Regions from separate parts of the Homo sapiens genome. Here regions 1, 2, 4, 5 and 6 are each linked to region 3. A link is an interaction called in ENCODE POLR2A ChIA-PET data of the cell type or tissue named here. Cell type or tissue: HepG2. All regions are shown on one strand. Region 1 has its middle 44 kb from the start of TRI-TAT2-1. Region 2 overlaps THADA (THADA armadillo repeat containing). Region 3 has its middle 59 kb from the start of LINC01819. Region 4 overlaps THADA (THADA armadillo repeat containing). Region 5 has its middle 50 kb from the start of LINC02580. Region 6 overlaps THADA (THADA armadillo repeat containing).

What was found. ChIA-PET counts read pairs that join two places held together with the same protein. Peaks named below come from ENCODE experiments on the same cell type or tissue, not always from the same donor. Only the 100,000 strongest peaks of a DNase experiment are listed, where the experiment ranks them.
Region 1: POLR2A ChIA-PET joins it to region 3 with 7 read pairs; 2 of 35 experiments call an interaction of 5 or more read pairs at or near these places.
Region 2: POLR2A ChIA-PET joins it to region 3 with 6 read pairs; 4 of 35 experiments call an interaction of 5 or more read pairs at or near these places.
Region 4: POLR2A ChIA-PET joins it to region 3 with 5 read pairs; 2 of 35 experiments call an interaction of 5 or more read pairs at or near these places.
Region 5: POLR2A ChIA-PET joins it to region 3 with 6 read pairs; 6 of 35 experiments call an interaction of 5 or more read pairs at or near these places.
Region 6: POLR2A ChIA-PET joins it to region 3 with 6 read pairs; 1 of 35 experiments calls an interaction of 5 or more read pairs at or near these places.

What each region holds. Positions count from the first base shown.
Region 1 is chr2:42,852,287-42,856,286 of GRCh38, forward strand. No RefSeq gene overlaps it. Among named protein-coding and RNA genes, the nearest start is that of TRI-TAT2-1, 44 kb to the left of the region's middle. RefSeq lists an enhancer at 1,799-2,631. In HepG2, no CTCF peak of the experiment used is centred here; a DNase peak (open chromatin) is centred at 2,365; H3K4me3 peaks cover 830 bases.
Region 2 is chr2:43,387,921-43,391,920 of GRCh38, forward strand. All of the region lies in intron 29 of THADA (THADA armadillo repeat containing), which reads right to left. Among named protein-coding and RNA genes, the nearest start is that of LINC01126, 160 kb to the left of the region's middle. RefSeq lists silencers at 3,333-3,382, 3,423-3,522. In HepG2, no CTCF peak of the experiment used is centred here; a DNase peak (open chromatin) is centred at 2,181; H3K4me3 peaks cover 610 bases.
Region 3 is chr2:42,978,071-42,982,070 of GRCh38, forward strand. No RefSeq gene overlaps it. Among named protein-coding and RNA genes, the nearest start is that of LINC01819, 59 kb to the right of the region's middle. In HepG2, a CTCF peak has its summit at 1,614; DNase peaks (open chromatin) are centred at 421, 1,081 and 1,751; H3K4me3 peaks cover 496 bases.
Region 4 is chr2:43,460,862-43,464,861 of GRCh38, forward strand. All of the region lies in intron 26 of THADA (THADA armadillo repeat containing), which reads right to left. Among named protein-coding and RNA genes, the nearest start is that of THADA, 130 kb to the right of the region's middle. RefSeq lists enhancers at 726-915, 1,066-1,125. In HepG2, no CTCF peak of the experiment used is centred here; a DNase peak (open chromatin) is centred at 2,490.
Region 5 is chr2:43,150,264-43,154,263 of GRCh38, forward strand. No RefSeq gene overlaps it. Among named protein-coding and RNA genes, the nearest start is that of LINC02580, 50 kb to the left of the region's middle. RefSeq lists a silencer at 2,573-2,721. In HepG2, no CTCF peak of the experiment used is centred here; a DNase peak (open chromatin) is centred at 2,148.
Region 6 is chr2:43,449,166-43,453,165 of GRCh38, forward strand. The region is part of intron 26 of THADA (THADA armadillo repeat containing); the gene reads right to left. Among named protein-coding and RNA genes, the nearest start is that of THADA, 140 kb to the right of the region's middle. In HepG2, no CTCF peak of the experiment used is centred here; a DNase peak (open chromatin) is centred at 2,286.

The DNA of each region.
Region 1 (4,000 bases), 130 kb before region 3:
CATGGCTCACTGCAGCTTTGAACTCCTGGGTTAGAGCGATCCATTCATGTTAGTTTCCCGAGTAGCTGGGACCACAGGTGTGTGTCACCACAGCCGGCTACTTATTTATTTTTGTAGAGACAGGGGTCTTGCTAGGTTGCCCAGGCTGGTCTTGAACTCCTGGGCTCAAGTGATCCTCCTACTTTGGCCTCCCAGAGTGCTGGGATTACAGGTGTGAGTCACCGCGCCCAGCCCCTAACAGCCCCATTTTAACTTAATACCTTTTTAATGGCCCTATTTCCAAATACAGTTTCATTCTGATGTGCTGGGATTAGGACTTCAATAATATGGCTCTTAGGGGACACGGTTCAGCCCAGAGCAGGGGCGACGGAGGCCTCATGAAAGGCTGCCGCAGAGAGCACAAGGGCACGGCGAGGGGGCGCTGCTTGGATCATGGACGCTTTATTATTTGGAAATCTTCATTTTTTTATATAATTTCATTGCCTCCAAAGGTGGGCAGTTTCTGTATCTCTTATGTCATATTTTCTGCAGGTGGCAGTGAAGTACTTATTCTAACACTGTCAGTATATTCTAACTTTCCGACCAATGGAAATCAAGTACCTTGGAAAGGCAACCTCTTTTTCTGCGCCATGTTATTGGACTGGCAGTGGCCAGGCCACATGACTGTCCAGGGCTTAGGCTGGCGTGGAGTAGGCCATGTGATACATTTGGCCACGCTCACTGAATCTGAGCAGGATCATGTGACTTAGTTTCATGGACCAAGTCTTAGGAAGGTGACTGCAACAACCTCGTAGACTGGGCTGGAGCATGGGACTATGGCTTCTGTTGTTTCTTCAAACATTGCTAGAATCTACTCTCAAAGGCTGCCCAGTCTCTGGAGGAAATATGGGAGTGGTCTTAAACCATCTCTGTTCCCACCACCCAGGAACTGGGGACTCTGTGGACCTCTAGAGATGGCGTGACTGCCTGAGACTGTCCCATGAGGCCCCATCTATGTCTGCTGGAGAGCGCTATCTCGTTGCTTTCCTCATTGCTCTGTGCGCGGGACCACCTGGGTCCCTGATATCCTCAAACTCATGGGCCAGCTAGTGCGAGGGAGGTTAGGATAAGTGGAGGCAGAGTGAGAGGGATCCACAGAGCAAGGAGAGGTTTAGGGCGTACCACTGGAGCCAAGCACTGAGCACATTTTTGGGGGATACATTTTGAAGCCCTTCCACATTGCCTTCCACCCAGCAGACATGGCAACTATGGCCTATTCCAGAAGCCGAGGGGTGTGTGGCAGCTCAGCCTGACCTTGCACCCTCCCTCCCACTCCACTTGGCCGTTTCTCTCACTACGTGCAGCCGTGGGCTGGGGGCAGTGTGATGGGAAATCTTTTTTTTTTTGTCTTTGCTAAAAAGTACTCTGTCTCTTGGGCCGAGGTTGTTTGAAGGTGAACTGTGAAAAATGACCTGCCGTGCTTCAAATCACAGCTCTGCCCTCTTCCCGAACTGCTCTGGGGAAAGGAGGGGTGGGCTTTTTGCCAGAGACTCAGCCCTGTCATTGTGGCCAGGCCACCCAGCCCACCTCAGGGTCAGTCAAGGGCAGCAGTGGGGTATGTGTGTGCATGCGTGTGTTTGCAAGTGTGTGCTTGTGTATGTATGTGTGTGCTTTGCATGTGTGTCTGCGTGTGTCTGTATTTACACTTGTGTGCATGTCTTTGTGTGTTTACATGTGTATGTTGTGTGTATACACACATTTATGTGTGGGGGTACACGCTTACATTTGTGCATGTGTGTTTACATGTGTCTGCGTGTGTGTGTGTTGTGCCTGTGCACATGTGTGTGAGTATGGGAGATGGATGGTAGAATGAACACCAGGCATGAGGGGGCCCAGGGCAGAGTCTCAGGCCTTGACCCGGGTTTCCAAATGGCCACAGATGTGACCCTTCACCCTTCCCTGCGGCTGTTGAGGTCATTGCCCAGAGAACTTTCCTTTGGAACCAAGTGGGCCTTGCTGCCTGGAGAGGGAGAAAGCAAACCGGATGATCCTCATCCTGGGGAGCCTGGAGCCAGCGGGCCCTTGTTTAATTCTGAAGGAATGTGCGAGGTTCCCGCCCAGCGGAGCAGGCCCCAGCCTGACTGGGAGCCTCAGCACTCCTGGGGCAGCAGCTGCGTCTGCACCGGGTCGGCGTGGGGGTGGGAGCTGGGCCAGCTGGGGACCTACAGCATCCAGGGAGAGACAATCACACAAACTGGGTGGCTGGAGTAGGCTAGGGGCGAGGGAGGCCCATAACACCTTCCTCCAGGAGCCGGGGCCTGTGTGTCCAGCTCTGTGCTCAGGGGAGGACAAGCAGGGAAGAGGAGACGGTCCTGGCAGTGGAGAGCAAAGTCCCCGGCAGGAGATGAGGTGCCATGGGAGGCAAAGCACAGAGTACAGAGAGGAGGCAGCGAGGAGCGTTCCCTGGGGGCTGTGTCATCAGGGAAGGCTTCTTGGAAGAGGTGGAGGTTTAGCTGGGCCCTACAGGGTGGGGAGGATCTGAAGGAAAAGAGGACATTCCGGGAGAAGGAAGAGGACAGGAGGTTCTGCTAAAGATGCAGAGCTGGAAAAGAGCAACGCCTCTATGGAATGACAGTGTGGACCCGGGTCCAGAGGAGGGGAAAAGAGGCGGCTAAGGCAGGAAAGTCAGCTCCGGTTCATCCTGAGGGGTTTGAGTGCCAGCCAGAGGTCCTCCTTACACAATGGGGGTGGTGGGGTGGGGGGCAGGGGAGCTCTTGAAGGTTCTTGAAAGGGGAGTTACCTGATGAAGTAGGCGTTTTAGGATGAGAGGCTGGCCACATAATCTGGTGGGATCATGGCAGCTGGGACGGAGGTCATGAGAGTGGAAGAGGCTGGAGGAGGGGTGTTTGGCGCGGGGGAGAAGGTTTGAGTGGGGAAATGGCTGAGGCCTGGGGAGTAAAGCAGGCAGAACTGAATCCATTTCACATTTGGGACATTCTTGAGGCCTCCTTTCTGTGTTTGGGTTCCCCTGACCTAAGAGCACCGTGTCAGCCTAAGACAGCTCCCTGCCCACAGGCCAACTGGCCCAGATGGACCTGGGGGACAGAAGCCAGGCCCTATGCTAGCCTGGGTCCCAGCCCCCATTCACACCCTACCCAGAGTGGCCCTGGCCTCTCCAGTGGGCTTCGGGGTATCTTATTCCCTGACACAAAAAGTGGCATCTCTCCCTGGTGTGGGGATTATCCTGGTGGGCAGAGGCAGAAACCCCTTGAATAGGAACTTAGCCAGTCCAGGTGAGCGTGTGAATGCCTGTGTGGCCCAGCTGGGTGTGAACACAAGTGTGAGTTCTGTCCAGTTCTTGCAAGAGAGTGGGGGACCCTGTCCAGCCTGGGTGTGTGACAGTGTGGTGTGTGTGCGCACACAGCCTGGCCTGAGTGAAGAAATGTGAATGTGGACACAGCTCGGGGCCCTCCAGATTGGTGGCCCGGCCCACGGAAACTGTCCTCACAAAGGCCCGCATCCACTGGGGAGGGCTGCCTGGCCTTCCTCAGTGGGTAGACACTGGTTAGGCCTGTGGCAAAGCCCTCTGGCCTGGCCACACACAGGCCTTGTGTGAGTGGTCTCGTGGCAAAGGAGTGAAGGAAAGGGGTGGATTATTCTAGCCCGTGAATGTGGGGCCGGGACACTCTCTGCCCACTGAACAAATGCAGTAGGAACTGGTGCTCCGAGGCAAAGACATATCGGAAAAGTGTGTAAGCGATCGGAGTGCGGCCAATTCTCCCAGAATCTCAAAGGGCAGGTGGCCTACATCTCTACCATGTCAGTTTCAGGGCTCCGAGGACTTTGATTTGCTGCTAACTTTGTGACATCTTTAAACATTTTTTTGTCAGTAGCTTCTTCTCTAGAGTGTCGATGGGAGTGAGCAGGGGAGCCACAGGGTGAGGGGTGAGGGGAGGGGGACGCTGGCCTGGGGCCTGGACGGGCATGTGCCTCTTGGAAGAAGCCATGGCCACTTCCTTGG
Region 2 (4,000 bases), 410 kb after region 3:
ACTTTCCTTTAAGCCTGTGTGTCAATTTTACTTCAGGCATCTGGGGTGGCTGCCAAATTGGCTATACTCAACCACAGTGCTTTTAAATGGTCAGCTGTGTCCTTAGTAACTCAAATACGTTGGGTGCCATAAATATATCTAAGAGCTATAGCACAAGTACATAAACGTGCAATCTCAAATATGCTATCCCAATAAAAACAAAGGTCTTACTTTTGGCCTATTCCATTTGCATATACTAAAAACAAATAACAACAAATAATACTATTTTTATTGGTTGGGAACCACCAAACAAATCCCTTCACATTATGGGACCACATACCATCAGATATTTTACAGGGATTCTAGGAAATGACAAAAGCCTGACAGTGTACCCACGGTGAGATGTTTTGTTGTGTTGCATAATTTTTAAAGTATATTCAGAATTATCGTCAGTCATATGAAGTCTCAGACAGTAAGAGTGGAATGGCTCGCAGGGGATGGAAAGCATATCTTCCAAGATGAAAAAAAAACTTGGAATGTGCTAGATTAATCTATCTAGGAGGATCCTGTATCTCCTTTCACTTTATGAACTTCAAATTTCTCCCTTCCCATGATAAAAGAGTCCTTTGTCTCAGACAGTGTGAGACACTGATTCCTCAAGTTTCCAGTGGGATCTGAGGGAGAGGATGTAATTCAAAACAAAACAGGTGCAAGGAATAACAACCTGATAGGCAAGAACTCTGCCCTTAAAAATTTGAGCTAATCTCAGCTCTTATAATCTTTAACATGATCTACAGGAAGGCAGAGAACACAGTGACTGACCGGAGGAACCTCTCTGTGAAATATGATAACACATAAAGTCAAAATTGCTGAAAATGGACTTATTTGTCTCATGCACTCACACATCAATAGGAATCCTCATGTTTTACAGTATTATTTCAATGTACAACATTAATTTTTTTAAACACATTTTTCTTTAGCTCAAGGTCTTTTACTCACCATCTACACCAGTGATTCTTACATTTTTAATCATAACCCCCTCACCCCCCGCCCGTAGCAGTGGTGGTGGCAGTAGCAGCAAGTATTAATAATAGCAACTAACATTTACTGAGCATTTACTATATACCAGAGACCTTGCTACCCACTTCCCGCATATTAACTCATTTAATCTTCGCAGCCACCCTATGAGGTCATTTTATTTTCCCATTTACAGAAGAAGTGGAGGCACAGAAATTAAGTAACTCACCCAAAATAACACAGCTAGTAAGCAGCAGAGCTAGGATCCAGAGGGAGACAAGCTGGCTCCAGAGTCCACTCTTACCTACTACCTGAAAGGACCTTTCTGAGCACATGCTCCCAGCTTTTGTGTACTTATTAACTTAGAAATTATATATTATTCTATTAATACATTATGTACATTACATATCAAATGTAAAATAATAGCTAAAAGCCAGGTACACCTGTAGTCCCATCTACTCTGGAGGCTGAGGCAGGGGGACCACTTGAGCCTAGGAGCTCAAGGCCAGCCTATGCACCATAGCGATACCCTAGTCTCTAACAATAACCATAATAATAATAAAACAGGATGCGATAAAAGAAATAACACACTAACGTATTCTTCCACATATATTATTGTCTTGCAAACCCCACTTTGAAGGCTACAGGCCTACAGAGCCCAAACTGCTTGGCCCGGCATTTGTGGTCTCTCACATGCTGACCTGCACCCACCCTGCCATTCACACATCCTCTCTCCTTGACACAACAGGCTGGTTTACTCACTGCCTCCTGCAAACACTTTCTGATGCCCTCCTCCATGCCTGGGCTCATACCATGTCCCTTGCCTCAAAAACAGAAAGCTAGTTTCAAGGTTTATCCCAAGGCCCAATGTTCCCCTGAAGCCTTCTCTCATGTCTCCAGTCCATCCTGGTCTTGCCTCTCAGATGTGTGATCTCGGCCACATGCTTGGTGCACATAACATGTAGCCACGTATTTCTGTGTAATTGTCTGCAGTGTCAATGGTTTATTTTCCAGGTAGCTCATAAGCTTCTTGAGAGCAGAGAATATGCTATAAATTTTCTTTGTATCCTCCACAGTACCTGACATAGTATGTACTTAACTTCTCAATAAATATTTGCTAAGCAGAAGAATAAACATTCTCCACATTTACTCTACATCTCTAAGGCCCAGGTCCAGAGGGTTAAGGTAAAGGTCATACCAGAAAGCAGAGGAAGTAATATGATGGATACTTTGCTCTTTGCCTAAGCTCATCAGAACCATGACAGACTGACGGTATTCACGGTGATTCCAGAAGAAAAGGGTTTCAGAGTCCCCAGCAGTCCTGGCATCTATAGTATGACCACCTCGCTTTAGGGAGCTCTTAAGTTTCTAAAGTAATGGCATCCTTCCTGGCCTTGTTTATCCACTACTGCCCACTCTGTTGGCACTTTCCTATGGGTAAAGATAGTCTCAAACATGCAGTTGGTATACCTGCTTACAAATGTCTGCAGCCAGCACAGTTTCAGAAGAAAATATGTCTACCCTTTACCTTTATTCAAAAAATAAGAAAGTTTTCCCATGTCTTGTGATAGAATTTTGCTCAAACGTTTCCAATGACGACTATTCTGACATGCCAACTGCCCTCCTCTCCTATCTATTCCTGATTCCCCTTAGCCTACTCTACTTGTTCCTTTGTCCGCAGCAACGATTACCTTCTAACAAACTATCTAATTTACCTATTATATTTACTATAATAAGTTCTGATATGTTTTATTGAATGTTTATTTCTTGAACATTTCTTACTGTCTCCCTGCTGCTGGAATATAAGTACACTGAGAGCAGTAATCTTGGAGGGCAAGGATGTGTCTCTTCTGTTCTCTGATATAGTCCAAGCACCCAGAACAGTGCCTGGCACGTAGCTGGTGTTCAATTAGCAGTTGTCGAATGAATAAATAGATGACATCAAATCCCATTTTACCCACAACCCGAAGGCCCCAGATAGAATCCTTCTCCCCTGACAATATTCCTTTTCCTCATCCAGAGAAGCAGTATACTACAGTGGCTAACTGCACAAGCTCAAAAGCTTCAAACGATCCTGGGCTTGAATCTCAGTTTTGCTTTTTACCATTTAATCTTGCATAACTTTAGTGAAATCGCACAACCCCTCTTGTTTTCAGTTTTCTCACCAGTAGGATGGGAATAACACCTATCCTCCAGAAGAGGCTCTGTAGGAACTCAGTGACTGGTACATCACACTCACACACATACATCACATACACACACACTCTATCTCTCACTGAAAAAAATATATATTTTTCCTCTTTTTGCTATTAATTCCCCTACTCTGATCCTGAACAGTTACAAACACCTGAGGACACATCAAATGGCAAATCTCTAAGTTTCACTTGCCCCTGACTGATACTCTGAGTTCTGAGCACTTCAAAACAGCAGTACATTGCTTGGGGAACAACCACACAGTGCAGTACAGTCAATGCTCCAGAACCTGGCAGCTAAAAGCTGTCTCCAACACCCAGCAAAAGCTCCCTAAGTAACAGACACCAAATAAAAGCTTTTGGATGTTTATAAGGAAGGGATTAATTCATCTTCAAAAGTAGCATTTTAATTAAAAATGACTTTTTTGGGCTTATATCCAGAAAGGAATATATTGCCAAAAGGTAAGATTTAACAAGGTTTAGTCCTTTCTTTAGTTTTTTTTTTAAGAGCCCAATGCTTCCCAATCCTTTTCACATCAAGGCACACATAGAAAGTAATCTTTCTTTGGCACTCTGGGATAAAACCAACGATGCTGCTCCCAGCTGCAGGTGACTGCCTAGAGGCTCCAGCCCTGCCAGGCCACACTCAAGACTCCCTGAGAGCTGAAGGAATCAATAAATACCTTGGCACATCCATAGCCACGCCACTGGAGAAACTCTGCCTTAACCCTTCTTGGACTAGGGACCTTTCTAGCAACTTAAGATTTTTCTCCTTTCACACTAACACAAGTCTTCAAAAAGAAAGAATAAAT
Region 3 (4,000 bases):
GGGGAGAGATGAAAGGACACTAAGCTTTGCATACAGAAGACACTCAAAGTAAGGAAGGAAGGGTAGGAGAGTGGGAAGAAGGAAGAGGGAGCTGAGAGCTGGTCTCAAAGGGATGCGGGCAGGTCTCTGGTTTGACCACCCCCCATGAGCCAAGTTACAAAAGCACCCTAGCTTGAGGAGCCCCACAGTGGACCCTCAGCTCACCAGCCTCTGTCTTAGGCTTACTCACAAACATGAAGCTGGAGCTAAGAAACAGGCATGTGACTGCCTGCCCACCCTTGTTTGTCCTCCTCTAGGGCCTAGTGTCACCAGTGCCTTGCTGGGTAGCAGCTGCTCTAGTTCCCTGATGGAGATGGGGCTGTTTGTCACTCTGGGGTGACTGAGGGGCCAGTAACCCTCCACCAAGATGGCAGCACAGCCAGACAGGAGGGCTTTTGTCTCATCTTGATCCTCCTGGGAGGCCTGGCCATGGCCCGAGTTTGCTCAGTGTTAATTATTGACCAGGTACCCAGGGACAGGGCCCCGCTGTCCAGCTGGATGGAGGGCACATGGGTCTGGGGCCTGGGCCTCCCAGTGGATGGAGGGCACATGGGTCTGGGGCCTGGGCCTCCCAGGGCATCAGGTGGGGCTCACCTGGGGCCAGGGGAATGGAGGGCGCCGGCCTTGAGTAAGGATCAAGGAGCCCCAAATGCCTCCCCCACTGCTCCCCAAGTCCAGGATTAAATGTGGTAGAAAGTGCCCAGGCCAGGGTGGCTGGAGATTCTGCATGGAGAACATCCTCATTCCTACCCTCAGAAGGACAGGGAGGAGGGGGAGAAACACCTTTACCCCAAAAAGGAAGGAGATGGAGGACAGAGAGAAGACCCCAGAATGAAGGTGTGAGGGTCCCTGAGCTGTGTGGAGCTGCATGCTTAGACCCGGAGTCCCCACCCGGAGCAGCACATGGCCACAGACACCCTCCTCAGGCCCTCTGATGGAAAATGCCAGCCCAAGAGGGTGTCAGGAGAGCTGATTCATTCTAGGCCAGAGGGAAGAGGGATGAGAGATCCCCCAGTCCTGGCGGGACCATGACCACCTCTGGTTTCTGGCCCTGTGTGAATATGGTCTTGTCCACCCCATCAGGGAGGCCTCAGCCAAGAGCAAGGAGGAAGGTCCACAAAGGGCTGTGTATCAAGAGGCAGGAGGAGAGGAGAGAGAGTGAGTGATGCTGTTTACAGCAGGACCAGCTCTAGTGCTTGTTATATGCGTACGTGATCCTGTTTGATCATCCTAAACAGTGATGAGAGCAGGGTGCTATTACTATGGCCATTTCATAAACGAGGAAACTGAGGCATAAATCGGGCCACTTGTCCAAGTCCTGGAGCTGGGAAACAGCAGAGCAGGGGCAGTCTGATTCCTGACCTGGGTCCGGTATAACTCTGTTATCTGCAGGGAGCAGGGCAGAGGGGCAATGCAGGAAGGGGAAGGGGCTCCATGCAGCTGCGGGTTGCAGAGAAGAGGCCCAGCGAGACCAGGCCTCTGGCTCAGGGCATGCCTTTGAGGTGGAGGTGGGGTGGGAATCTGGCTTCTTCTCGATAGGGAAGGAGAATGTGTGTGCTGGCCTCTGGGTGTCAGGCAAGTGTGTCCCAGGCTGGCTTGCTCCCACAGCCCCCACCTCCTCTTCCCCTGGGGCTTTACCGGTGAGAAGTCAATATTGATGTTTTATGACCCAAGATAAACACACATTTTTTTCCTCCCATGGAGGGTTTATCTGGTCTAGAGGGTTAATCAATGACCACTTGGAGGTGGGGGAAGCCTCTGAGAAGAAAGCAGCTATTCAATTCCAGCCCTTTACCCAGCCTCTCCCCTTCCCTCCTCCCCACTACCACCTCCCCTCCCACCCTCTAGTGGGGACTGACCTGGCCCTGCAAGTGGGTGGGGGCAGGACATTTGGGAATCTGAGGCTGGAGTCCATGTGGGTGCGTTCAGGGGACTGTTAAGTAGGATGCATCCAAGGAGAGTGTCCCTAGAGCTGTGTTTGCCCTGAGCACGGTGTTGGCAGGGCAGGTGGGCCCTGCATGTGGCTGTCATGGGACCAGCCTGGTTAGGAGTGGGAAAGAGAAAATAAGTCTCGTGTCACAGAGCACTCAGAGATGACACAAGATAATGCGGGTTGCTCCTCTTGAGAACAGGGGCACTGGAGCACAGTGTGGGGCCCGACCCTGCCTCTTACCTGCTGTATGGCCTTGGACAGGTGGCTTCACGTCTCTGGGCCTCAGGTGCCTCCTGTCTCCTCTAGGGTGGTTTTGAGAATCAAACGAGATCCTGTACTTGCAGAGGAGAGAACGCAAATGGACTGTCGCCTCCTCTGCCTTCCTTGGGAAGAGCATCATTCATCTCAGGGCTTGTTAGCCTTCTGCCTACAGAAACACAGTGATGGGTCAAGGGTTTAGAAAACTGAGGGCCCCTGAATATGTACGGCTGAGATGAAGCAAGAACTGAACAGATCTGCGTAATAAAGCGAAAGGAATGCTAATGCTGATGCTGTGAGGGCCGCTCAGGAACGCGGTCAAGGCACAAGAAATGGATGAGAACAGAGAGATACCTGGCATCAGGAGAGAGAGGGAGGCTTAGAGAATGTGGTGTGGGGCAGAGTAAGGACCGGCCAAGAAGCAATGCCAGGAAGAGATTCCCTGTGCTGGGGAGTGACCAACATGTTTTGAAGATGTGATATGTGTTCTTGAAGTTGTTTTTGACCTTGTGCTATAATCACCCCCCATTCCTCCCGAACTTGACCAAACGTTGGCCACACACAAGAGCCTTGGGTATGTGGTTCATTGGAAGGGATGAAAGAGAGATGGGCGTCAGCTTAGAGAGAGGCGGTTCAGAGAGCGGATAGCAGGCACAGGCTGACAGCCACAACAAGGAGCAAAGTGACCTTGGAGAGCCCATTGAATTGAAACGCTCACCCCAAAGAACCCTCAGGGATTTTGGAAAATGGAAGGTGATTCCACAAAACCGGAGAAGTTGAAGACATGAAAGCTAGAGGCACCTTAGTTAAATAGATAAAGGGTGCTTTAGACACAAGTTGCACTATAAATGCCCATTATGATGGAATTGAGTCATAGTCTGAGAAAATGGAACTTGAACATATGTGGTCACTTATGCTTCTGGGCACTTGGCTGGGCCTGTAAAGATGGTAAGATGTGGTCCTCGCCCCTCAAAGAGTTCTTTCAAGAGGAGACAGACTGTAGCAGGCATGACTGATTATCTCCCTACACCCCTGTTTCTCATTTGCTAGAATCCCCACGTTTTTAGCTGGGCACATGGCAGCCCAGAATAAGGACTACATTTCATGGTCTCCTTTGCAACTAAGAGTAGCCCTATGACCATGTTTTAGCCAGAGGGAGGTTGTCTTAGTCTGTTCCAGTTGCTATAACAAAACACCTAAGTCTGGGTAATTTATAAACAATAGAAATGTAATTTCTTACAGTTCTGGAGGCCAGGAAGTCCCACTGGCAGATGCAGTGTCTGGTAAGGGCTGCTCTCTGCTTTTTTTTTTTTTTTTTTTTTTTTTGAGATGATAGATAGAGTCTCGCTTTGTTGCCCAGGCTGGAGTGCAGTGGTGCGATCTTGGCTCACTGCAACCTCACCTCCCAGGTTCAAGTGATTCTCCTGCCTCAGCCTCCCAAGTAGCTGGATTACAGGCACCCACCATTATGCCTGGCTAATTTTTGTATTTTTAGTAGAGACGGGGTTTCTCCATGTTGGCCAGGCTGGTCTTGAACTCCTGACCTCAGGTGATCTGCCTGCCTTGGACTCCCAGAGTTCTAGGATTACAGGCATGAGCCGCTGTGCCCAGCCACTTTCTACTCTTAAGATGACACCTTCTTGCTGTGTCCTCAGACAGTGGAAGGGCAAAAGAAAGGGACTAGGGTGCTCCCTTCAACCTCTTTTATAAGGTCACTGTATTAGTCCATTTGTGTTGCTATAAAGGAATACCTGAGGCTGTGTAATTTAT
Region 4 (4,000 bases), 480 kb after region 3:
ACAGATTTGGAAAAGCAGAGGTCCTAAAGTATTCTAGGTGAAGCTTGGCATTGCAGAACAGTTAGGATTCACCTGTCCCAGGAGTGTGGGGAGGCTGTAGGAGGAGGAGAAAAGTCAGTGGAGAAGGGGATGGCACAAGGACACTGTTGAGGCAGAGGTGTATAAGGTTTGCTGGGGACAACAGCCAAGGCTAGAGCAAAAACCTCTCGTAGAAAGTAGGCTGGACTGTGGAAGGCCTCAAATGCCAAGCTAATGAATTTGAACCTTATTTCTCAAACACTGGAAAGCTACTTGAAGTTTTGGCATAGGAGTAACATAATGAACTGTGTCTGGGTCTGTGCTGAAAAGTTTCACCTAAGTCTACACTGCCCACACAAAATATTAAAGAGAGAATTTTTAAACAATGTGCCAAAAGTTTAAAAACCAACACATTTTCATAGATATCTAAATTAAAATCCCTGTGACTAAGTTTTAGATCATTCAGTAAATCACATACACTTGAGTAAGTGCAGGAACCATTGAAAGGTCCATTTTAAGTACTAAAAAATGATTTTTGAAAGGTAAACCCAGTCCTAACTACATCCACTCCCTGACTTTGCCCTCCCCCAAACCTGACTAGGGTCTTTATTTTGCTTTAAGCATTACAGATTTCCTTATGTACCTGGAAGGAAGAGCTGTTAGTCATCAATCTGGATGGTCTGGGTTAATAGAGTCTTTGTTCAGAAAATTTAATTATAGGTTTGAGCCCTGGATGAATGCAAAATGAAAATACTGGAGGGGACTCAGCTAATCTGCTAACTCAGCAGTCCCATGGACCTTCAGAGTTGTCCCTTGTGCATCGTTTGGAGAGGCAGTTTCTCCCCTAGTATCTGTGGCATGGCCGATCCAAGTTTACTCCTCCTTGCTTCTCTGGCCTGATCTCTGGCTACCCTGCACTACTGCTTTCAGCAAAGGTTCTGCAATCAAAGGCCTGAAAATGTTCAAATGTAATTTTGGCAGTTTCACATCCCTTAGAGGTTTCTGCCTTCACACAGGCAACACAACGGTGTTAGTTTGCACTGGCTCCAGGCAATACCACAGCTTTACCACCTCTGACCCCCAAAAGGTGCCCAGAGGGAACAGAGTTTAAACCCAAGCTTTAATCTACCTTAACATTTACCAAATAATTTTACTCTGGCAAGTGAGTATCTGAGGAAGGCTGCTGAATCAAGGGGATTTCGGGCTGCATTTTATACTTTGTTGATTACTATAGAGATGCCAGAATTTTAAAACCATAAATAAGGAACCAAATAACATTTTAAGATACTAGATTTTGAAAATGTTAGAGCAACAAAGGAGAAAACTCTGGTTAATAAAACACCTGCTTTCCAAACCATGGGTAACGTTCAGGCATCTTTCCACAGAAACTCTAAGATTCCTGCCAGTGTCACAAAAGGGGAAGGCGCTGACCAAAAAATGTCCATGAAAGCCATTTGAAAAGTATAAAGAGAATTTCCTGAAATAGTAAGGTGAACTTCTAGTGCCTGAAAATCTCTAAATCAGGCTCTCCTAAAGGACTGTAAAGTCAAGGTAAACATTTCTAGTTTAAAAAAACAGGGGAGGCTACCTTTTGGTTTGATGTTTCAATTTCAAACTAAAATAGAAGGTAACAACCTCTAATATGTTCAAACATTCAGATTCCTAGAGAAAAGTGATATTTAAATGTAATATATGGAAATGATTAGGGCAACATTTAATTGAAAAGTGAAATAAACTAAACTCAGAATAGGCCATTTTGGAAGGAAGACCAAAGAATTTTGGTTTCTCTTCATTTCTATCATTCTCTTATACACTGTGCCCTATGGTTGCCATTTGCGGGGATACAAAGATGAATTTGGCTTTCCGTTCTCCCTCAGTGTTGAGGGAGAACTCCAAATCAAAATCACAAAACAAAAAGCCATCTTTTTTGGAAAATTGTCTTAAATACTAAAAGGCATTTCCAGTTCAAAATATAAAGGTAAACACTCTCACAGAGACTCAATTATTTGGGCAGAGACATGTGGTTAACATTTCCTAGGGAAGAAGCAAATGAGAAAAGGTCAAAGGCAAAAGTCAACTGAGAAGAGCTGCAACATCTCAGCAATTTACAAATTTAAAGGACAGCAACAGTTTGAGGGTGAGGGATACACATACCACTTCCATTCATTATAAGCTGAGGTTTAAGGGAAAATCTCTTGCTTCTCTGGGGTGAACACCACAACATCTGTTCTTTGGTCATAACAGCAACTAAGTTGATTTAAGAAAATATTCTCTCTCTCTTTTTTAGAGCTGTTCATTCATAATTACTTGATTTCTCTTGAGACTTGGTTCCCTTAAGATGTGTTTATTCTGCACATCTGCTCTCCCCATACCTGATTACACAAAGGTATCAGAAAGAGCAAACCAACAGGTATAAAGAGACCAGCCCTCAAAACAGATCAAAGCAAACAGCCCGTGGAGTCCTTTGGAAATCTTGGCTGGCAGCTCTTGTAAATAAAAGTGCTTCTAAAGCAGAAAGCATTCAACTACCGTATTTATATAGGGCGTGATTGACAGGTCAGTTATTAACTTCATAAAAACACAGGCAATGTTAACTAGCAAGAATGTTTGTTCTAGCTGTTCTATCTGAAGGAAAATGAAATCCAAGATAGAATGGCTTGCTCTCTGTTTCTTTTAAGTATTTATTTTAGAATCGTGCAGTATAAAAGAATGTTTTTTCAAGTCAGTGAACTTAAGCTATTTTGCTTACTGTTCTGGAATTTAAGTATGTTGTTATAATTCTTTAGAAAACAAATGTTACATTTACTAAAGGCAAATTCCAATGGTGCCAATGGTGCACCACGATCTTTTCAAGCCCTCAAAAAATTTTTATTCTTTTGAATTACTAAAAGTAAAGAAATTTTACATTAATTAATCTTTCTTCCAATAACTAAAGTATATGAAATCAGGGAAGGAAAGAGCAGGATGGTTTCCTCTCAGTGCTCCAGACACAGGCATGTGCTCCTTGAATTGCTTACAGTAGCAAGTTTAAAATTTGCCGGAAGAAGCTAAGAATAAACTGATCTCTATTTTATTAGTTATTTTGAGAGCTTTATTACTAATACATTCTACTATGTAAGATCATTTACAACAATATTATAAGGTAGTATATTTTATTTATAGTTATCTCACAAAATCTCAGTTGTATATTGATATATGGTCAGAAAATTCTGTAGAAGAAATAAATCCACTTTTGTATGCAACAGTTTTCATCCGTGAGGCTTAATATGGTTAGCACCTACTCCCATCCCAGTGGGTAAAACCAAAAATGTCAGCCTATGTTTCTCCAACTTGAAGAGCAACTTCTATAATAGTAGCTTTGAGCAACTATATAACAAAGGAATCTAAAACTTTTGCTTCTATCCATTAATACTCTTACTCATCTATAAAACAAGTAACTTAAAAAAAAAAGTAACAAAAAAGAAGTAGAAGGAAAAACAAGTTTTACTTTTTTGAATCAATCAATGAATACTTTCAAGATTGGAATTGTATAATGTTGGCATTCCTAGCCAAATAAATGCTTATGAAGTGGACTGGTATTTATGTGCATCTTTGTTTATGTGTGTTTAGTATCCTTGGGCCTGGGTTTTTTTCCATGTAAACTAATAAGTTTTGTTAAATGCCTCTTGAATTAAGTTAAGAAGGCTATTTGTTAGCAAAATGTATCACTCTCGGCAAAGGCTGTCATCACATGAGCTACATAACAAGCACAAGAACAAACCAAAATTCCCCAGAAAAATCTTGCTCATCAGTACATTTAATGTACCACAATCCCGCTTCCTCCGGCATTCCTACAAACAACAGTCTTTCAGAACACAGAATTCTTATGAAATAAATACTCAGCCTCAGAACACGCCCTGGCCTCCTCCACTATCCACTCCTCCTGCTTCCCCCGCAGGACTGTATTTTCAAACTAGAATATTTGTTTTGACAGACTTCTGCT
Region 5 (4,000 bases), 170 kb after region 3:
GTTGCTGTCCTATTCTGAGTTCAGTTTCTTCATTTCTAAAAAACAAACAAAAAAATGCATAAGAAAACCTAGCCTGTGGGGACATTCTGCAGATTGAATGAAATGAAGTGGGTAGGGTGCCTCAGCTTGAGGCAGGAGGGCAGCGAGAGAAGAGGCCACGGGCCACGGGCAGAGCAGGAGCAGTGTCTGCCTGGGTGAGAGGGTGCTTGTCGGGAGGAGGAGAGGGAGGCTGTGCAGGCAAGGCTGCCTGCTGGACAGAGGACTTGGAGCTACCCTGGGAAGCATCTGTAGGGAGCCATTGTAGGTTCTACAGCAGGGGAGGGACCAGAGGATGGGAGGTGGCTGGGATCCCCTGGTTGCCACCATCTTCCATGGCTACAGCCTGGACCCCACATGTGCTTATTGCTCCTTCCTCCCTCTGTGCACCCCTAACTCAGTCCAGGGAGTGCACAGAAGAAGAGGAGCCAATAAAACACATTTAAAAAAATAAGTCATTATTATTACTTTAATTTGACTTCTAGGCACCTTCTTATTCAAGACACAGTTGTGGCTGGGCTCAGTGGCTCACACCTGTAATCCTAGCACTTTGGGAGGCTGAGGCAGGTGGATCACTTGAGGTCAGGAGTTCAACACCAGCCTGGCCAACATGGCGAAACCCTGTCTCTACTAAAAATACAAAAATTAGTTGCGTGTGGTGGCATGTGCTTGTAGTCCTAGCTACTCGGGAAGCTGAGGCAGAAGAATCATTGGAACCCAGGAAGCGGAGGTTGCAGTAAGCTGAGATTGCACCACTGCACTCCAACCTGGGCGACGCAGAAAGACTGTCAAAAAAAAAAAGAGACACAATTGCATTTCACAGTGAAAAACACAAAGCCTCTCCAATGTATTCACACACATTTAGAGCAGAATTTGATTCCAATACTCTAATCAATGAACATCTAGCAAAGTGTGGTGAATATTACTGATGCAGTAATGGGAAAATGCTAAAGTAACAGTCTGAATAGTTTTGTGCATCCTGAGTTTTCTGAACTAAGACTTTTTTTTTTTTTTTGAGATGGAGTCTCTCTCTCACTCTGTTGCCCAGGCTGGAGTGCAATGGCGTGATCTCAGCTCACTGCAACCTCCATCTCCCAGCTCCAAGCAATTCTCCTGCCTCAGCCTCCTGAGTAGCTGGGATTACAGGCACACACCACCACACCCGGCTAATTTTTGTATTTTTAGTAGAGACGGGGTTTCATCATATTGGTCAGGCTGGTCTCGAACTCCTGACCTCATGATCCACCCGCCTCGGCCTCCCAAAGTGCTGGGATTACAGGCATGAGCCACCGTGCCCGGCGACTTTATTTTTAATTAAAAGCAAAACTTACATTTTCTTTTCTTTCTTTTTTTTTCTTTTCTTTTTCTTTCTTTTTTTTTTTTTTTTTTTTTTTTTGATGCAGAGTCTCACTCTGACATCCAGGCTGGAGTGCAGTGGCATGATTTTGGCACACTGCAACCCCGGCCTCCCAGGTTCAAGCAATTCTCCTGCCTCAGTCTCCCTAGTAGCTAGGATTACAGGTGCCCGCCACCAGGCCTGGCTAATTCTTAGTAGAGACAGGGTTTCACCATGTTGTCCAGGCTGATCTGGAACTCCTGACCTCAGGTGATCCACCCTCCCCGGCCTCCCAAAGTGCTGGGATTATAGGCATACAGCACCTCGCCCAGCCAAAACTTACATTTTCAAAAGAAGTTTGCCTCTCCAAAAAAACCAGATTAGATAGCTTCTAAACTATATTAAATAAGACCAAATAAAGATTTTAATTATTATCAAACAAAAGTGAGTAATTCGGGGAAACATCACCTCCACAAATGTCGAGCCAATTCAGGTGTTGCTGGTAGAATCCTAAAGAGTGATGTCTCTGGTTCCTGTGAACAATGTCCACAGTCCACACCCCTCGAGGACACAGCTCAGCTCCCACCAAGGGACCATGGCTGGGAGGAGAGCAACAGAGCGTGATCCCAAGGCCGCAGTACAGCTAAGGGCTCTCCAGAACCTGGGCAGGAAGCCCTACACTCTGCCCTCCTCACTGGGTGATGTGGATGCCTCTGAGCTGCGGCTTTCTCCCTTCTAGTGGAATAACAATTGCTGACCTCACAGAGTTGCTCTGAGGATGAAAGGAGAGCATACACGCAAAGCACTTAGCATCATGCCTGCTAACAGATCAATGCACGACTGTTATTAACTCAGAGCAGTGACAAGGGCGAGAGAAGATCAGGTAAATAGGACACACGGTGCAGAGAGTGAGGGAGTGTCAGAGGCAGGGGAGGGCAACACCCAGGCAGCCCTAGCTTCTACCTACCTGGACTATCCACTTGCAGCCAGGGAAGAAGACCCCATGGAAGGAGGGGGTGATGGAGGGGCTCAGATATTTGATAAGATGGGAGGTCATCCTTGATCTGCTTCCCTCCTCCCCTCTCACCTCCAACCCTGCCTGGCCCACTTCTGAGGGTGATCAGGCAGGGCACACCATGGGCCAGCGGAGCCTTGGAGGGTTCCAGAGCTGTGCCTCCCACACAGGGGCTATGCTGGGAGGCAGGAGGTAGGGCTGCAGGTGTGAGGCAAGGCAGCTGGGATTCCCCCATCGATCAGCAGGAACCCAGGCACACCCCACCCCGGTTACCTGGGGGCCACAGGCTGCTCCATTTGAAGTGTGGGCTCTCTCTGCAGATAGGCCAGCCGGGCCCTCCCTAGAGGCTAGGCACCTGAGCAGGTATGGGATAGGGATGGGGGTGGGTGCGGGGATTTGCAGGCTGTCGCTTCTAAAAATAGAGCCCCGCAGCCTGGGAGCCAGCCAGGTGTGGTTGCCACACAGCCTCCCAAACTGGCTGATAGGCACATGTCAATTCTGGGCCTGCACAGGCACACAAACTCCTTGGCACAGAACCCAGTGGACACTCCTATCCACCAAAGACAGACACTTGAGTCTGAACACCCATGTCCTGACTTAGACCTGGCCCTGTTCCTGTACAGGCCCCTTCTCCACAGGCTCTCACCATCCTCACACTCACTCACACTCCCTGACACTCACAGGCCCTGCAGCCTCCTAGGTCTCCCTGGCTGGGACATCTGCCTCCTGGGGGCAGGGGCCATTGGTTTTGTTCACTGCTATCTCTCCAGTGCCTGCAATGGTGTCTGGCACGTGCCAGTGCTCAGGAAATGTTTGTTCTATAAATGAATGCCACACACACTTGCACACACACACACAGACACACATTCCATGATTAATTACCCCACCCTCACCCCCCCCACCCTGGCGCTCTGAGTTCTCTGAGGCCCTGGAGGGAGCGGCACCTGGAGGTCTGTCCCTCTCTGACCAGGTGAGCCCCTCGAACCCATTGTCCAGGCAAGGGAGGGTGGGAGGTGGCCCAGGGAAGCAGAGCTTTGGGAAGCAGCAGCTTTGAGCCTATGTGTGGAAGGTGAGCGGGGATCCTGGTGTTCTACAGGAAGAACCTCCCGCGGGGGCCACAGCACCATGCTGAAATTCTGAGTGGGAAAAGGTCTGGCTGGGTCCATGTCATGGGTAATCCCTTTTGGGAGAAAGCCCGGGTTTCCCACAGGCTGAGCCTGGCTGCAACAAATTGAGACCTATGAGTAGAGCATGTGGTGGCCGCAGAGCCCATGGGTGGGTGGTCAGGGAGTCCTCCCTGGAGGAGAGGAACCTTGTCCAGGTGAGAGACAAGAGGACCATCTGGGAACAGGACTGAAAGGGGAATCTGAAGCTGTTGGTGTGATTATTTCAGGACTGGCAAGGATGCATCAGATCTGTTTTAGGAGTTCATGACACCCTCCAGAGTGAGGCAGAGGCGCACCGGGCAGGCTCACACACTAGGGATTGGGCAGGCCCAAGTTGCAGCCACAGGGGCTATTGAGGGGCCAGAGTGAAGCCCCTGATCATAGCCTGCATCAGACCACTCAAGAATGAGGTGCCTGGGGGAACAGGCAGGTGACGGAGGGGACCAG
Region 6 (4,000 bases), 470 kb after region 3:
TGTACAAGAACTGAAGTAAAAAATTCATTAGAGGGATTCGAAGGCATATCTGAGTAGGTAAAGGAAATAATCAATGAACCTGAAGATAAGACAAGGGAAATTATTGAGTCTGAGGAACAAAAAAAAGATTAAAGAAATGTGAATAAGTCCAAGGGACCTGTGGAACACCATCAGGTGAACAAACATTATGGGAGTTCTAGAAGGAGAAGAGAGAGAGAGAAAGAGGTAAAGAGATTATCTAAAGAAATAATGACCAAAACTTCCCAAGTTTGATGAAAGACAGGAATATAAACATCCAAGAAGCTCAATAAACTCCAGATAGGATAAACTAAAAAAGACCCACACACATTAAAATCAAACTGTCAAAAGACAAAGACAAAGAGATAAGCTTGAAAGCAGAAAGAGAAGCCCGGGCAACATGGTGAGACCCCATCTCTACAAAGAATTTTTAAAATTAGCCAGTCATGGTGGTGTGCTCCTGTGTTCCCAGCTACTTGGGAAGCTGAGGTGGGAGAATCACTTGAACCCAGGAGGTCAAAGCTGCAGTGGGCTGTGATTGCACCACTGCACTCCAAGCTGGGTGACAGGGCAAGACCCCGTCTTAAAAAAGAAAAAGTGACTTGTTACATGCAAACGGTCCTGAATAAGATTATCAGCCAATTTCTTATAAACTTTGGAGGCTAGAAGGCAGTGGGCTGATATATTCAAAGTGCTGAAAGAAACAAACAAAAAAACCTGTTAACCAAGAATCCAATACCTGGCAAACGGTCCTTCAACTGTGAGGGAGAAAATAAGACATTCCCAGATAAATAAAAACTAAGTGAGTTCAGTACCACTAGACTTGCCCTGCAAGAAATATAAAAAGAGTCCTGAAAGCTGAAATAAAAGGACACTGGACAGGAACTTGAAGTCACATGAAAAATAAAGATCTCAGTAAAGGGAAATACATGGGGAGTTACAAAAGCTAGGATCATTGTAACTCTGGTTTATAACTCCACTTTTTGTAATCTACAAAAATTTAAGAGACTAGCATATTTTTAAAAACTATTATTAGATTAAAAACCAGTATTATTATAACTTCATACTTTGTTTTCTACATAAATTAAGAGATTTATGCACAAAAATAAAACAACTACTAATGTTTTGGACACAACTGTATAAAGATATAAATCTGTGACATCGGTAACTGAAAGGGGGTAGAGACGAAGCCATATAGGAGCAGAGTTTTTGTATACTACTGAAGTTAAGGTGGTATAAATTCAAATTAGAATGTTACAACCTTAGAATATTAAATTGAAACCCATGGCAGCCACAAAGAAAATAGTTATAGAATATACACAAACACACAAAGGAAATGATGAGGAAATTAAAACATTTCACAGCAAAAAATAAACTAAACATTAAAAAAAAGCTATAAGGCATATAGAAAACAAATAGCCAAATTACACAAGTAAGTCTCTCATTAGTAACTACTTTAAATGTAAAGGATTAAACTCACCAACCACAAGACAAGAGATTGGCAGAATGGATAAAAAAAAACATGATCCAACTATATGCTGTTTACAAGAGACTTGCTTTAGCTCTAGGGACACAAATAGATTAAAAGTAAAATCATGGGAAAATATATTCCATATAAATAGTAACGGAAGACAGCAGGGGTGGCTATAAATAAGCCAGTCACAAAAGACAAACACTGTATGATTTCCTTTCTATGAGGTAGCTAGAACAGTCAAATTCATAGAGACAGAAAGTAGAATGGTGGTTACTGGGGCACTGGAGGAAAAGGGGAATGAAGAGTTATTAAGGAGTATAGAGTTTCAGTTTTGCAAAATAAAAGGAATTCTGAACATAAATGGTGGTAATGGTTACACAAGAATATAAATATAGTTAATATCATTGAACCATATACTTAAAAATGGTTAAGATGGTAAATTTTATGTTATGTGTATTTTACCACAATAAAAAATATGCTATTAAATTAAAACAAAGAAACCAGAGCTGTTCTGGTTGAAGCAGGATTGAGGCAAGTGATCAACAGTTTGGCCTCTCTCTTATCCTTAGGCAAGCACAGATCCTGAACTGCCACCACGAGCTCCAGAGGCAAAGTTTAGAGCTTGATGGCTTTAGAAACTCTAAAGTGAAACTCTGAACAGCTATCCACACTCCTTATTTCCTCATTTCCTATTATCCCTATCTTTCCAACCTACAGAAGCACATTCCATCCCCCACTGTCCATTATTCCCTACAATACCAATTTTACTTTTTCATAACATTAACAGTTACTGTTGTTTTACTGAAACATGTTTAAAGTCCATCTCCTCTCACTAGGATGTTAGCTCCCTGAGACTAAAGACTATCTAATTTCTGCTCTGATCCCAGCACCCAGAATGGTGTCTAGTACATAGGAGGCATTAGTAAATATTTGCTATCTTCTTGCTATTTTTTTTAGAACTTCCCACAAATCCTGCCCCTTCTTTTTCAGCCATAGGGGTTCCATGTTAATCAACCTGACTCTAAAGATATATACAAGATTACAGAAACTCTTCTTTGTTAATTCTAAAGAGCATCACATAACCTTAGTCAGGAATGTGTACTAAACATGCCAACAGTTCAAACAGTACTACATTTGTCTCATCTACTATACTATCAAGAAATCACAGGCTGGGCTCAGTGGCTCACGCCTGTAATCCCAGCACTTCGGGAGGCTGAGGCAGGTCAATCACCTGAGGTCAGGGGTTCAAGACCCGCCTGGCCAACGTGGTGAAACCCTGTCTCTACTAAAAATACAAAAATTAGCCGGGCGTGATGGCGCATACCTGTAGTCCCAGCTACTCGGGAGGCTGAGGCAGGAGAACCACTTGAACCCAGGAGGTAGAGGTTGCAGTGAGCTGAGATAGCACCACTGCACTCCAGCCTTGGTGACAGAGCGAGACTCCATCTCAGAAAGAAAGAAAGAAAAAAGAAATTGCCCAACAATTCCTCTTTCATTCATTAAAAGTGAATAGACTAATTTAGCATAAGGTCCAATATTCTCAAATAATTTTTTTTTGTTTCTATCATTTTGTTCAGCTAACACTTTTAACTAAGATTAATATTAATATGCCAACTCATATTGTTCAAGTGAGGGGGTGGTGCCAATAGTCCCATATTTCAAGGAACATAATAAAACTAGAAGTATTTTCAAATGACTGTACTCATTTCCTTTTACAGATGAGAAAACTGATACCCAAGGAAATGAAGTGAGTCTCCCAACATCAAAATACAGCTTGGAGGTAAATACAGAACTAGAATCCAATTATCTTATTTCCCAATCTAGTCATTAGACATTCCAAGGTTTCTATTTTACAAGTAATCTAACTACTGCTGTGCCAGGCATCTTCTTAACAAGCAGAGGACACACTGTGACCCAGACAGGCCAGTTTCCAAAGAAGTTCATGTGTCCCCATGGTTTGGTTGTATGGCAGTCTCTCCACTGCTGTCAATCAGCCTGGTCAGGTTAGATTAAGGTTCCTCACCTGAGCTTCTACTCCGACACACTGAGTCAGGCCCACCCACTGAATTTATGGGAGTAGATGAACAGGCAAACTGCCAGCTAAACTGATCTTTTAAAATCTAATCATCTGCTGTTACAAAGCATTTTTGGAGATCACTGGACCACAGATAATTCCATTGGGTCCAATAAGTCTCCTGTCTCTCCTGTATTCAAATTAAGAGACTCTTCCTAATATACTAGAATATCCCTTACTACCCTCCACCCACCCCCAAAAAAACATCTAACTCCCGTGCAAATCAAACCAGAAAAGAGTGTGTGTATTTGTTCTTATTCAGGCTAAATGCTTCACTTTTCCCCAGTGAACCGATGCTTTTTGTAAGTCTGTGAACACTCAGGCTGAGACTTATTTACAAGAAAAATAAACAAACAAACAAAAAACCCAAGTAGTCACCAGGCAAATGTTACACTCCCAATTAAGACACAATGCTGTCTATAGGTATGATGTGA